2 separate regions of the Homo sapiens genome follow, and region 2 is linked to region 1. A link is an interaction called in ENCODE POLR2A ChIA-PET data of the cell type or tissue named here. Cell type or tissue: PC-3. All regions are shown on one strand. Links, peaks and the distances in the headings refer to the core of each region. The heading gives the core; the rest is flanking DNA.

Region 1 (8,017 bases), core at 1,283-6,282:
AGAGGATAAATCCCAGCTGGAAGTCTTGGACATCTGGCTCCATTTTCAGCATTATCTCCAGATTAGGGCAGCCAGGGAGAAACTTGGATGTGGAGGGCACACAGCCCTGCACAGACACAGACAACTATGAAGTCAACTATTAAAAGACTCCCCATGCATAAAATCCTTCCATTAATAGTCAATAATGGCTAATATTGTGTGACATATTTTGAGGACTTTTCCCCTGTGTCAGGGAAGTGGGTATGTTTTTTATATCTCCATATTACACATAAGAAAACTGAGGCACAGAGAGGTGAAGTAAGTGGCCCAAGGTCGCTCAGCTAGCAAGTACACTAGCCAGGATTTGAGCCCTCTGGCTCTAGAGCCTATGCCCTTAACCACGAGGCTATCCTGCTAGGGTTACACTTTCCTTTTCAGGGTCTTGTGAGGCACAGCTTGACCCCTGACCCTCTTTGGGTACCCTGGGCCACCCCATGGGTCCAGAGTCTGATTTTGAACTCTAACCAGCCACCCCACCCCAGCCCTTGGCTCCCCAGCAGAGTGAAGTGGGTCTGCTCCAGCTTGAGGCTACTAGGAGCCCATTGATGGCATTGCCTAGAGCCACATCATGCAGAATGAGCTCCTGGCAGCACAAGCCCGCGCTGTTCATTCGGAGCTGCGGCATGCTCACTAGGTCCTCATGGTGATGCTGGGAGGTGGACTAGAGTATCCCATTTGGCATGTGAGGAATTGAGCTCCGTGAGATTAAGTCACTGGTCCAGAATCACAGAGTAGCCAAGCCAGGATTCAAACCCAGACCTCCACGTGCCATGTGCAGCTCTCCTTTCACAAATCCACAGCTGCACTCCAGGGATTCCCGGCTGACAAATGTAGTTTGGGTGTCTTACTGTGGTCTTTAACCCGCAGGACCCAAAGCTACAGCGTTTCCAGTTTCTTTCCTTCCCAGACTCTCAGGAAACCACTTCTCAAACGTCTACTTGCTACAGAATTGCTTGAGGAGAGTATTTAAAATGCAGATTCCCAGAGTTCATCCTCCAGGGATTCTGACTTTGGAGGTCTGGGGTAGGGCCCAGGACTCTGCATTCTTAGCAGACCCTCAGATAATTCTGAAGCAGGAGGGTCCTGATGCACCCATCTCTGAGAAACCTGCTTTACACCCATCTGAGTGGTATCTGTCCCAACCCCTACTCATGGCAAGGGGCCCATAAACCTCTGAGGGATGACTAAATGTTCCGGTGTGGTTCAGGTTTCTCTCTGGGGGTTGAAAATGTTATAAAGTGCAATGGGAGATTTTCTAGGCAGAAGATGGGTCCTTTGCCTTCTGAGAGATGGGGCTACTTCTCTTGGGTTTCACTCTATAGGTGAAGGCGGAGTGAGGGGAGAGGGCCGCCCCTTGAGGGCTCAGCAGGGCCCTAGCCTGCGCCTGTTTTCAGACCAGGTTGCTGCTCTTTTGGCTGACGTCATAAAACAGAGCCCTGGGTGGGCGTGGTGGCTCACGCCTGTAATCTTAGCACTTTGGAAGCTGAGGCAGCGGGATCACCTGAGGTCAGGAGTTCAAGACCAGCCTGCTCAACATGGTGAAACCCCATCCCTACTAAAAATACAAAAATTAGCCACGTGTCAAGTGAGGAGCACCTCTCTCTGGCCGCCGCCCTGTCTGGGAAGTGAGGAGTGCCTCTTTCTGGCCGCCACCCTGTCTGGGAAGTGAGGAGCACCTCTGCCCGGCCGCCGCCCACCATCTGGGATGTGAGGAGTGCCTCTGCCTGGCCGCTGTGCAACCCTCCAAGTGTGAAGTGACAGCCTTGTGGGTGATACTTCTGCCCTCCCCAAGTTTGCATTTTTGACATTGAAGTTTACTTTTTAATTAAAAGTTTTAAATTGGAGAATAAAAAAAAATTAGCCAGGCGTGGTAGCACACGTCTGTAATCCCAGCTAACTGGGAGGCTGGGGCAGGAGAACTGCTTGAACCTGGGAGGTGGAGGTTGCAATGGGCCAAGATCGTGCCACTGCACTCCAGCCTGGGCGACAGAGCAAGACTCTGTCTCAAGCAATAACAACAACAACAGAGCCCCAAGTCAGTGTTTCTCAACCTTGCCCCAACCGCTTCCGAATCACCTGTTATTTGTCAAAAATGCAGATTCCTGCCCCCAACTCTGATTTGTTGAATTAGGATGAGGAAGAGGGGACAGCGCCCAGAAATCTGCACTCTCGGCTGGCACCCCAGCCATCACTTATGCACCTGAATGCTTGAGAAATTCTGTCGCAGAACATGGACTTTGGAGTGTCACAGACCTGGGTTCCAGTCCCAGCTCTGCCACAAAGTAGCTGCGTGGTCTGGAGCAATCTCAGTCTCTGTGAAACTCAGTTTCCTCATCTAAAGAAATAGGTTACTACACAAGCTTATTGGTCTTGCTGTGAGTTGATTCTCACAAGACCAATCAAACAATGAAGAAATGTACGCAAAGCACTGGGCACCTCGGAGAGATGGCACCCCCAGCCTAGTGGTAAAGAGAGGGATGCATAGAGGAATGCTTTCTCTGGGAGGAAAGAGCTGGGAGCACTGAGCATTACTCACCCACTGGCAAACACTGACCCACTTCAAAACAATTCTGACTTTCCATTTCCTCTGGGGGGAGCTCAGTGAAGCTTTCAAAGGTGACTAGGTCCTTTCCCATACTCAGGTGTGAGCCATCCCAAGTCCCAAGTTGGGGTCAGGTGTTGTAAACAAAAAATAATACAATTTTGACTCCTTCCACACCTCCAGCTGAGCCCTCCATCCACGGCCCCACCTGCCATTTCCCCTCCACGTGACATTCCTAGATCCCTCACTGGGTGGCAGGCCCAGTCTGAAAGGCCCTCTTGGCAAACCACGGGTCTGCCAAGGTCCCTGGGACCTGTAGCCTCAAAGCCAGGAGTTTCCAAATCCTTCCTTCTCTTTGGCTCTCCCAGTCTGGCCATGCAAAGAAACGCCAGAGCTTTTAAAAAGTTTCGGCCATTCATAATGGATTAGTCCACTCCGGAAACATTCCCCAGCTCTGCTGAGAGCCTGCCAGGCGACTTGGTGACGTGCTGCTCTCAGCGCACACAATGGGCATGGGAGAACAATGACGAGGAGAAAAACATCCCGCCCGCGTGTCCATGGGCTCACATCCTCCTAGGACCCCGCCCCCGCATGCGCTCCCAGAGCTGGGGGAGTGGGGCGGGGGGACGGGGAGGGAGGGATAGAGAGAGGTGCTAGAGGACAACTGCGAGAGCAAGTGAGGGAGGGGAAGAGGAGGAGCTCACCCAAATTTCCCCGGTTTGGCTGCATTCTGAACCAGTTGGGTGAGTCAGATTAGAAGCCAAATCTGCTTATTCTGGCTCTCCTGCTAGCCCCGCGGCCACTGCTCACGGCCCGATGCTGAAACGGATTAAAACCTGAGCTGGCAAACAAAACAGTTCAGAGTTACTGACCTACGGTGCACAGCGTTGGGGCAGGGGTGTGCCTGGTAGGAGGCCAAGTGTTGCCACTTAACCTCCCATGTGCAAGGAGTTCAAAATCCCAAAGCCTCAGTTTCCCCATCCACTGAAATGGGGAAATCGTGCATGCTCTGTTTCCCTCACAGAAGGTGAGGCAACAAGGGCTACTGGGCGTGAAAGCATTTTCATAATTATTAAAAACATTAGCCAGGCGCGGTGGCTCACGCCTGTAATCCCAGCATTTTGGGAGGTTGAGGCAGGTGGATTACTTGAGGTCAGGAGTTCGAGACCAGGCTGACCAACATGGTGAAACCCCGTTTCTACTAAAAATGCAAAATTAGTCAGGCATGGTGACATGCACCTGTAATCCCAGCTACTTGGGAGGCTGAGGCAGGAGAATTGCTTGAACCTGGGAGGCGGAGGTTACAGTGAGCCGAGATTGTGCCATTGCATTCCAGCCTAGGCAACAAGAGTGAAACTCCATCTCAAAAAATAAATAAAAACAAACAAACAAAAACCCAAATAATTATTTAAAAAAATACTTGGTCACCAGGTGGTGTCATTCCTCTGACAAAGCCACTGGGGGAGGTCACAGCCAGGAATTAGAAGGCATGGCGCTTTTCATCCCAGGCAGCTTACAACTTAAACCCAAGAAAGAGACTTAGACACTGAAAACCTAGATACAAGAGTGTAGACTAAGCTGGGTGCGGTGGCTCATGCCTGTAATCCTTTCACTTTGGGAAAGGAGGATGTGAGCCCATGGACGCGCGGGCGGGATGTTTTTCTCCTCGTCATTGTTCTCCCATGCCCATTGTGTGCGCTGAGAGCAGCATGCCAAGGTGGGCGGATTGCCTGAGCTAAGGAGTTCAAGACCAGCCTGGGCAACATGATGAAAGCCCGTCTCTACTAAAATACAAAAAATTAGCCGAGCATGGTGGCATGTGCCTGTAAGTCCCAGCTACTTGGGAGGCTGAGGCAGAAGAATTGCTTCAATCCAGGAGGTGCAGGTTGCAGTGAGCCAAGATAACGCCACCGCACTCCAGCCTGGGTGACAGAGCGAGACTCCGTCTCCAAAAAAATAAAAAGTGTAGACTATAGACAACTAGAATTTCTAGACTGTCTGGCTTGGGGTAGGTCTGGTTGGGGATTGGGAGAATGCTTGGGGGATTTACTGAGAAGTGGTCACTGTTTCTATGCTAAGCTCTGTTTTTCACTTAGGTTATAGGTATTTGGGTGGCCTTTCAGGCAATGGAGGTTATGAGGGAGCTAAGGCCCCTGTGGACCCCTTGGCACCAGCACTGGCATAGGCCCACTTGCTACCACCAGAACTGAGCACATATGGGAGCATTCACGGGGCTGATTAAGGAAGGCTTCCTGGAGGAAGGGAGTTTGAGGCATGTTTGAAAGAAGAAGAGGGGGGATTATAAAACACGAAAGTGACAGCAGACAGGTTTATGTAACATCCAGGAGCAAGAATGAGACTCTGAGGGCATCCAGGACCCACCTTCATTGTAGGGACAAAAGCACCAAGGTCTCAGCCAGGTGAGGGAGTTTGCCCAAGGCACAGTGACTGAACTGGAACTGGTGCTGCAGGGAGCTGGAAGGAAGGAAGGAAGTCCAAACAGAGGGAACGTGGACAGACTCAGGCACAAGGGCTTAAGGTAGGAGGTGCCCTTGGGGAAAATGGGTCCTTGGTCTAGTAGCAAGATTGCAGAGTATGCAAAGAAGTCGGAGCCAGGGTACAAGGGGCTTAGGCACCTTGCTAGCGAGGAGGCTCAACCCTTAGTGGTGACAGTGGGACAGTCAGTGGAATGTCCTGAAGCCTCTCTGGAGGCCCTCTGCAGCCCAGGAACACCTAGGAGTGGAGGTTGGGGAGTAGAGTTTGGAAACACCTTAGAAACAAGATTGGCTGTACCCCGTGACTGTAAATGGGGACTCGAGTCTAAAGTCTAAGCTCAAGGCAGCAGGGGTAGCCCGAGGTGCCTGCTGCTGCATGGAAGGGAAGGGAGAGAGCTGGCCAGGCAAGAGTGGGTTCCAGCAAGTTCCTAATGTAGCAGACATTTCATGTTTGTATTCACTCATATTTTCATTCACAGCTATGAGCCTAGCAGTGAGGCCCAACTCAGTTTACAAGGCTTGCAAACCAGGTAGGTACTGCAGGGGCTGAGGAAGGGGAGTGGAGGGAGGTGGAAGGAGCAAGTCATCTGGGCAGCTGTTTACAATCTCTGGGATAATCCCTACCACATTTCTGCAACCGATATCTCTCTCCTTTACCAGGCTGTGAATTCCTTGAGGATAGAACACTGTTTATTTATTTCTGAATCTCTAGTGTTTCACAGAGTGGTCTAAGCCAAGGAGACTTTTTTTTTTTTTTTTGAGACAAGGTCTTGCCCTGTCGCCCAGGCTCCAGTGCAGTGGTGCAATTAGAGCTAACTGCAGCCCAAACTCCTAGGCTCAAGCGCTCTTCCTGCCTCAGCTTCCAGAGTAGCTGGGACTACAGGCATGCACCCCCATGCCTGGCTACTTTTTAAATATTTGTAGAAACAAGGTCTTGCTATATTGCCCAGCCTGGTCTCGAACTCCTTGCCTCAAGTAATCCTCCCGCTTTAGCCTCCTGAAGCACTGGGATTACAGGTGTGAGTACCGGACCTGGACCCAGGGAGTTTTTTTTTCTTTGTTTTTTGAGACACTCTCACTCTGTTGCCCAGGCTAGAGGGCAGTGGCACCATCTCAGCTCACTGCAACCTCCGCTTCCCGGGTTCAAGCAATTCTTGTGCCTCAGCCTCCTGAGTAGCTGGGATTACAGGTGCATGCCACCATGCCCGGCTAATTTTTGTATTTTTAATAGAAACGGGATTTTACCATGTTGGCCAGACTGGTCTTGAACTCCTGACCTCAGGTGATCCACCTGCCTCGGCCTCTCAAAGTGCTGGGATTACAGGCGTGAGCCACCGTGCCTGGCCCCCAAAAGATTTGTCTCTTAACTTTTAAAAAGTTTTAAAATTTAGGTAATGTTTGTTAAGTTCATAGCCTTTTGCCTAACATCGGTATCTGTTAGAGTAAGGGACACCAGAATTCCCAAACTCTAATGGCATTTTGGGAGGACAGGTAGTTCTCCATAGACAGAAAGGGTTTTATTCACTTGTGTGCCCCACGGAACCATTCCTCCTTTTAGTAAGAAGCCTTTGCCTCCTGGTCACAGCCCTCACAGTGAAACAGAGAAGGTGGGTGATGCCTGCTTCTACCCTCAGGGAAAGATGACATAACAACAGCTTACACTGTGTAATGCTTTCTACATGACCAGTAAATTCTGCGTGCTCTTCTTCTTCTTATTCTTCCTCTTCCTCTTCCTCTTCCTCCTCCTCCTCCTCCTTCTCCTCCTTCTTCTTCTTCTTCTTTTTTTTTTTTGAGACGGAGTCTTGCTCTGTTGCCTAAGCTGGGGTGCCGTGGCGCAATCTTGGCTCACCACAACCTCCGCCTCCCAGTTCAAGCGATTCTCCTGCCTCAGCCTCCTGGGTAGCTGGGATTACAGGTGTGCATCACCATGCCTGGCTAATTTTTGTATTTTTAGTAGAGACGGGGTTTCTCTATGTTGGTTGGCCAGGCTGGTCTCGAATTCCTGACCTTGTGATCTGCTCGCCTCGGCCTCCCAAAGTGCTGGGATTACAGGTGTGAGCCACCGTGCCTGGGCTCTGCGTGCTTTTCATGTACTAATTCATTTAATCCACACTCATCCTATGATCACCCCATTTTGTAGGTGGGGAAACTGAGGCAGAGAGAAGCCATGCGATGTGGCTAAGTTCATACAACTAGGATGTGGTGGTGCCAGGACTTAGGCTGAGGCAGCCTGGCACAGCACTGCCTCTATTGCTTATAAATCTCAACCTCGCCCCACCCCCACTCATCTTCTACAGAGAAGCCAGGCAGTAAATTCCATTACCAAGTGGAACACTGGCTGGAGGTGTGGAATCACAGGTGGCTGAAGGTACCCACTCAAGGCATCTGCCCAAGGCAGGAAACAGTACTGAGCCCTAACCTCTGGCCCCATCTCCTGTTCCCTGAGGTGGCCCTCCTACTCTCATCAACTCGAGCTTTAAGAATCTCAGATTGTGGGCTGGGCATGGTGGCTCATGACTGTAATCCCAGCACTTTGGGAGGCCGAGGCAGGTGGATCACTTGAGGCCAGGAGTTCAAGACCAATCTGGTCAACAGGGCGAAACCCCATCTCCACTAAAAATACAAAAATTAACTGGGCATGGTGGCACATGCCTGTAATCCCAGCTACTTGGGAGGCTGAAGCATGAGAATCGCTTGAACCCAGAAGGCAGAGGTTGTAGTGAGCCAAGATCATGCCACTGCACTCCAGCCTAGGCAACAGAGTGAGACTGTCTCAAAAAAAAGAAAAAAAAGTCCCAGATTAGTTCATTCCCACACCCCAGAATCAGTCTCAGGTCCTGAAAAGCCAAGTCTGGCCTCAAAGCCAGTGACAGGCCTGAGAGGATACCCCTGGCATCCTGGAATCCAAGGAGAAGGGTGTTTGCAAGCCCAGGATCATGCT
Region 2 (5,000 bases), core at 1-5,000, 340 kb after region 1:
AATAAATATCTGTTAAATTATTTCCACAGCTGGTGGATATTGGAATGATGTTTTGAAATTAAATGCAATTTAATTCCTTCCTTGGAAGGGCGTTTTTTTTGGCCCCATAGAACATAAGGATTTTTGTAAATTCACACACATTTTACTCTCTGGGCCCCTAAAAAAGAACAATGATATGCATTTCATAGGTGACTAGTTAGGCTGCAGTTGCATTCTTTTTTTTTTTTTTTTTTTGCATTAAAAAAATTTTGTTTTTAATTTTGTGTGTACATAGTAGGTTTATATATTTATGGGATACCTGAGATGTTTTGATACAGGCATGCAATGTGAAATAAACACATCATGGAGAATGGGGTAGCCATCCCCTTAAACATTTATCCTTTAAGTTACAAACAATCTAATTACTTTCCTTAAGTTATTTAAAAATATACAACTGGGCCATCATGGTGGCTCATGCCTGTAATCCCAGCACTTTGGGAGGCCAAGGCGGGTGGATAACATGAGGTCAGGAGTTCGAGAGCAGCCTGACCAACATAGCGAAACCCCATCTCTACTGAAAATACAAAACTAGCCGGGTATGGTGGCACGTGCCTGTAATCCCAGCTACTCAGGAGGCTGAGGCAGGAGAACAGCTTGAACCTGGGAGGCGGAGGTTGCAGTGAGCCAAGATTGCACCATTGCACTCCAGCCTGGGCAACAAGAGTGAAACTCTGTCTCAAAAAAAAAAAAATTAAATTATTATTGACTATAGTCACCCTGTTGTGCTATCAAGTAGTAGGTGCAGTTGCATTCTGTGCCAGTATCCCAAAGAATTATTTTCATGTTCCAAAGAATGACTTGCATGCAATACCAGTAGACCTGAGCTTCACCATGATATGGGAAGTAAATTCTTAATATTCATTCACTCAGCAAACCTTTATTTAATGCCTGACTCTGTACTAGGCACAGGACACGCATTGGTGAACCACTCTGTCCAACTAACTGAGATTATTAATTCCAAATTGATGTTATGAAGGAAAAAAGGATTAGTGTTTCATCATGTCTCTCCCAGAGGATTTTCTACAAATTGGTTACCTACTTAATCATTAGTTGTCTTTGAGTGGGTAGGAGTGTAGGGCATATGGAAAATTGTAAGATTAAATGGCATTGATAAGGATAGGAGTTGAGGCCGGACGCAGTGGCTCACACCTGTAATCCCAGCACTTTGGGAGGCCGAAGTGGGCAGATCACCTGCGGTGAGGAGTTCAAGACCAACCTGGCCAACATGGCGAAACCCCATCTCGATTAAAAATACAAAAAATTGGCTGGGTGTGGTAGCTCATGCCTATAATCCCAGCACTTTGGGAGGCCAAGGTAGGTGGATCACCTGAGGTTAGTAGTTCAAGACTAGCCTGGCCAACATGGTGAAACCTTGTCCCTACTAAAAATACAAAAAATCATCTGGTCGCGGTGGTAGGCGCCTGTAATCCCAGCTACTTGGGAGGGTGAGGCAGGAGGATCTCTTGAACCCAGGAGGCGAAGTTTGCAACCAGCCGAGATTGCACCACTGCACTCCAGCCAAGGTGACAGAGCGAGACTCTGTCTCATTAAAAAAAAGAATAAGAGTTGAAATGTTCTGCCCACTTTCTGACAGTAGAGGAAAATCAGCCTATTTTCTCTTTGATGGAAAAATTATATCATCTCGTTTTTGTGGTTCAAATGCAGAATGCATTTATGAAGATTACTATTAGAGCTTCTTTCATTTCTGTCTTTCTTAGAAGTTACAGAGAAGCCGGTAGGAAAACTACGAGCTATGGGTGGATGTGGTTTTTTTGGTTATGGTTGTAAAACCTAAGGTTAATTTGCTCCTTCTTACAGGAAAATAGCCTCTAGGGATGACGGGGTTTGCTTCCTACATGGTGCAGGGAATCTGAGTAGTGTCATTCATAACAAGACTACAGAGGGCGAGTCCACGTGGGGGTGCAGTTTTTCTATTTTACCTCACAGAGCTCTGACTGGAGTGCCGTGGGAGGATGTCCAGTCTCAGTATAGGCCATTCCCAGGCTTGGAGGTTGATTCAGTTCTTTGTCACACAGGGAGTTTGGTGATCCTATGGAACCTGGAACTTGACACTTACATGACCAGAGGAGAACAGATGTAGAAATGCTTAAGATGTGTGTCTCCTTGCTTTGAGCTATAAATGAGACTCTCTGAGAAAGTTCCCTTATGCGTAATGTTCCTCCAAAGTCCAAACCAAAACTCTTGGAGGGAAAGTTGGTCAGAGCATGGAGACTCATCAGTATCCCCTGTGGGTTCTGGTTGAAGTGCCCATCACAGGCAGTGTGTTTTTCTATTTTCTTCTCTAGGCAGTGTGAGCAGTTTGGATATATTCCCCAGCTGTGTGCCACGTGGCTGTGGGAACCTTTTGACCACCGCTTTCTTTGGAGTTGGGCTTTATTATAACATGCTTCCATTCCCTGAGGTGGTGTGCTCTGGGCAGGATGATGGGAGTAGGACTTGAGGATTGTTTTGCTTTTCACTTGTCTAACTAATGATACATCAGAATTGTCCCAAATAATTATGTCTAGGTTATATATTTATAAAAGCCTTTGATTTTTTAAAAAAATTCCACTTATTTTAAAAAAGTACTTTCATCCTCAAAGTGTCTAACTTTAGTTTCATCAGATTAAGAGCTTTAGTGCCTGGGAGGCTGAGGCAGAAGAATCGCCTGAACCTGGGAGGCAGAGATTGAAGTGAGTCGAGATCGCGCCACCACACTCCAGCCTGGCGACAGAGCGAGGCTCCATCTCAAAAAAAAAAAAAAAAGCTTTAGTGCCTTATTTATGCCAGACAAATTTCAGTTTAGATCTTTTTTTTAATATTTTCTAGTCTATTTAATGGGGAGAGAATTTCCCAGGGTTTTTTTGTTTTTGTTTTTTTTAAATCAAGTCAAACTTGCCAGAGCAAAGACTAAGGCCCTATCACAAATGCAGCTAGGTTACAAGACTATTTTAAATAAAAGCTCTTTCTATTCAAATGAGAGGGACAGTGAGAATGAACCAGTATGGAGTTTACGTTTTAGGAATATTCCATATGATATACTCTAGCCTTAGCGTTTAATATTATGGCGATATCTAGGTGCAAGGAGGAATGTGGGGGAATATAGCTAGTAAAGAAAAGTCATTCTTATTTTTTAGTATATAAGAACCCCACTGAGGAAACCTCTTTCACTTTCTCCTGATTGAACAACTGACATGCTCTTCTGGTTCTGTCCCATGGAGAGAATTGGAAAAGTTTTGCTGCTTTAACTTGGAAAAGTGGTTTGTTGGTATAGGATAAAAGTAGTTAGTGTATAATGGCAATATAGTCTCTACCACTAATAAACATAAGGGGCCACTACAGGCAGTGCAAAATCAAAGTCAAGCTTCCTCTGTTGGTTTCTTTCTTTCTTTCTTTCTTTTTTTTTTGAGACGGAGTTTCACTCTTGTTGCCCAGGCTGGAGTACAATGGCGTGATCTTGGCTCACCGCAGCCTCCACCTCCCGGGTTCAAGCGATTCTTCTGCCTCAGCCTACCGAGTAGCTGGGATTACAGGCATGTGCCACCACGCCCAGCTAATTCTGTATTTTTAATAGAGACGGGGTTTCTCCATGATGGTCAGGCTGGTCTCAAACTCCCGACCTCAGGTGATCCGCCCGCCTCAGCCTCCCAAAGTGCTGGGATTACAGGCATGAGCCATCACGCCCGGCCTTCGTGGTTTCTTATTTAATGAACCTGATGGTTACAGGTAACTTTCATCAGACTGTTCTATACTGGAGCATCATGTTGGTCTATACTGCTTAGACTTGTGGATTTGGATTCTAAGTCTGATCCTAAACTACTTGCTTAGATCAGTGCCTTGAACTCCCCAGACTCTGAACAAGCAATAGTAAACATCACAGGAAGATTGATGGGATGGAAGGTAATGTGCAGGGCAAAAGTGGAGACAGTGAAGAAACTGTTGTTGTTCAAATCCTGTTATTGCTGTATTTGATGTATTTTTTTTTTTTCCGGCTGGTTTTTCTTGTCAAGTAAAATCCTATCTCTTGATCTCTTTCCTCTGAGATCAAGAGCTGGATACGCTTTGCTAGGTATATATTTGGATCCTAAAAAAATTATTTTGAAATAATTTCAAACATACGTAAGTGTTGCGAGAACAATAAAAGAGTTCCAATACCTGCTTCATGCAAATTTTCTAGTTGTTAACATTTTCATGGATTTGTTCCATCACCCAGTCTCTCTCCTTCCTGATCTATATTAGATGTAGCCTTTTTCTGAACCTTTTGAGAGCTGAGTGCAGTTAGGTTTTCTCATCTCCTCTAAACACTCCAGTATGCATTCCTCCCAAACAAGGATGTGCTTCTATGATCACCATACAGCTCGCCAAATCAAGAAATTAACATGGGTTCAGTACTACCATCCAGTCCACAGACCCTGTTCAGGTTTTGCCAACTGTCCCAACAATGTCTCCTTTTTTTTTTTTTCCTTTCATCACAGGGTATATGACGTTAACCCATCCCTGGAGATGTTTTCTCCACCTTAAATTCACCAGTTTTAGGGCCAGGCGCAGTGGCTCATGCCTGTAATCCCAGCACTTTGGGAGGCCATGGCGGGTGGATCACCTGAAATCAGGAGTTCAAGACCAGCCTGGCCACTATGGTGAAACCCCATCTCTACTAAAAATACAAAAAAAAAAATTAGCCAGGCATGGTGGTGCATGCTTGTAATCCCTGCTACTTGGGAGGCTGAGGCAGGAGAATTGCTCGAACCCGGAAGGCTGCAGTGAGCTGAGATCATGCCATTGTACTCCAGCTTGGGCAACAAGAACGAAACTCCATCTCAAAAAAAAAAAAAAAAAAAAAAATTCACCATTTTTTGCTTTGCAGTTGATTAGTTTGTGAATTCACCATTTTTTTCCTTTGCAATTGATTAGTTTGTGGAGAGGTGTTCTTGTATTTCACTGATACCCTGTTTCTCAAAAAA

Evidence for each region. Peaks named below come from ENCODE experiments on the same cell type or tissue, not always from the same donor. Only the 100,000 strongest peaks of a DNase experiment are listed, where the experiment ranks them.
Region 2: POLR2A ChIA-PET joins it to region 1 with 5 read pairs; 2 of 35 experiments call an interaction of 5 or more read pairs at or near these places.

The regions. Positions count from the first base shown.
Region 1 is chr1:205,538,768-205,546,784 of GRCh38, reverse strand. No RefSeq gene overlaps it. Among named protein-coding and RNA genes, the nearest start is that of SLC60A1, 26 kb to the left of the region's middle. RefSeq lists silencers at 3,105-3,234, 3,335-3,384 and an enhancer at 2,950-3,244. In PC-3, for the core only: a CTCF peak has its summit at 2,601 (motif pointing right); DNase peaks (open chromatin) are centred at 2,614 and 3,194; H3K4me3 peaks cover 1,337 bases; H3K27ac peaks cover 2,722 bases.
Region 2 is chr1:205,196,640-205,201,639 of GRCh38, reverse strand. The region is part of intron 1 of DSTYK (dual serine/threonine and tyrosine protein kinase); the gene reads left to right. Among named protein-coding and RNA genes, the nearest start is that of DSTYK, 13 kb to the left of the region's middle. In PC-3, for the core only: no CTCF peak of the experiment used is centred there; no DNase peak of the experiment used is centred there.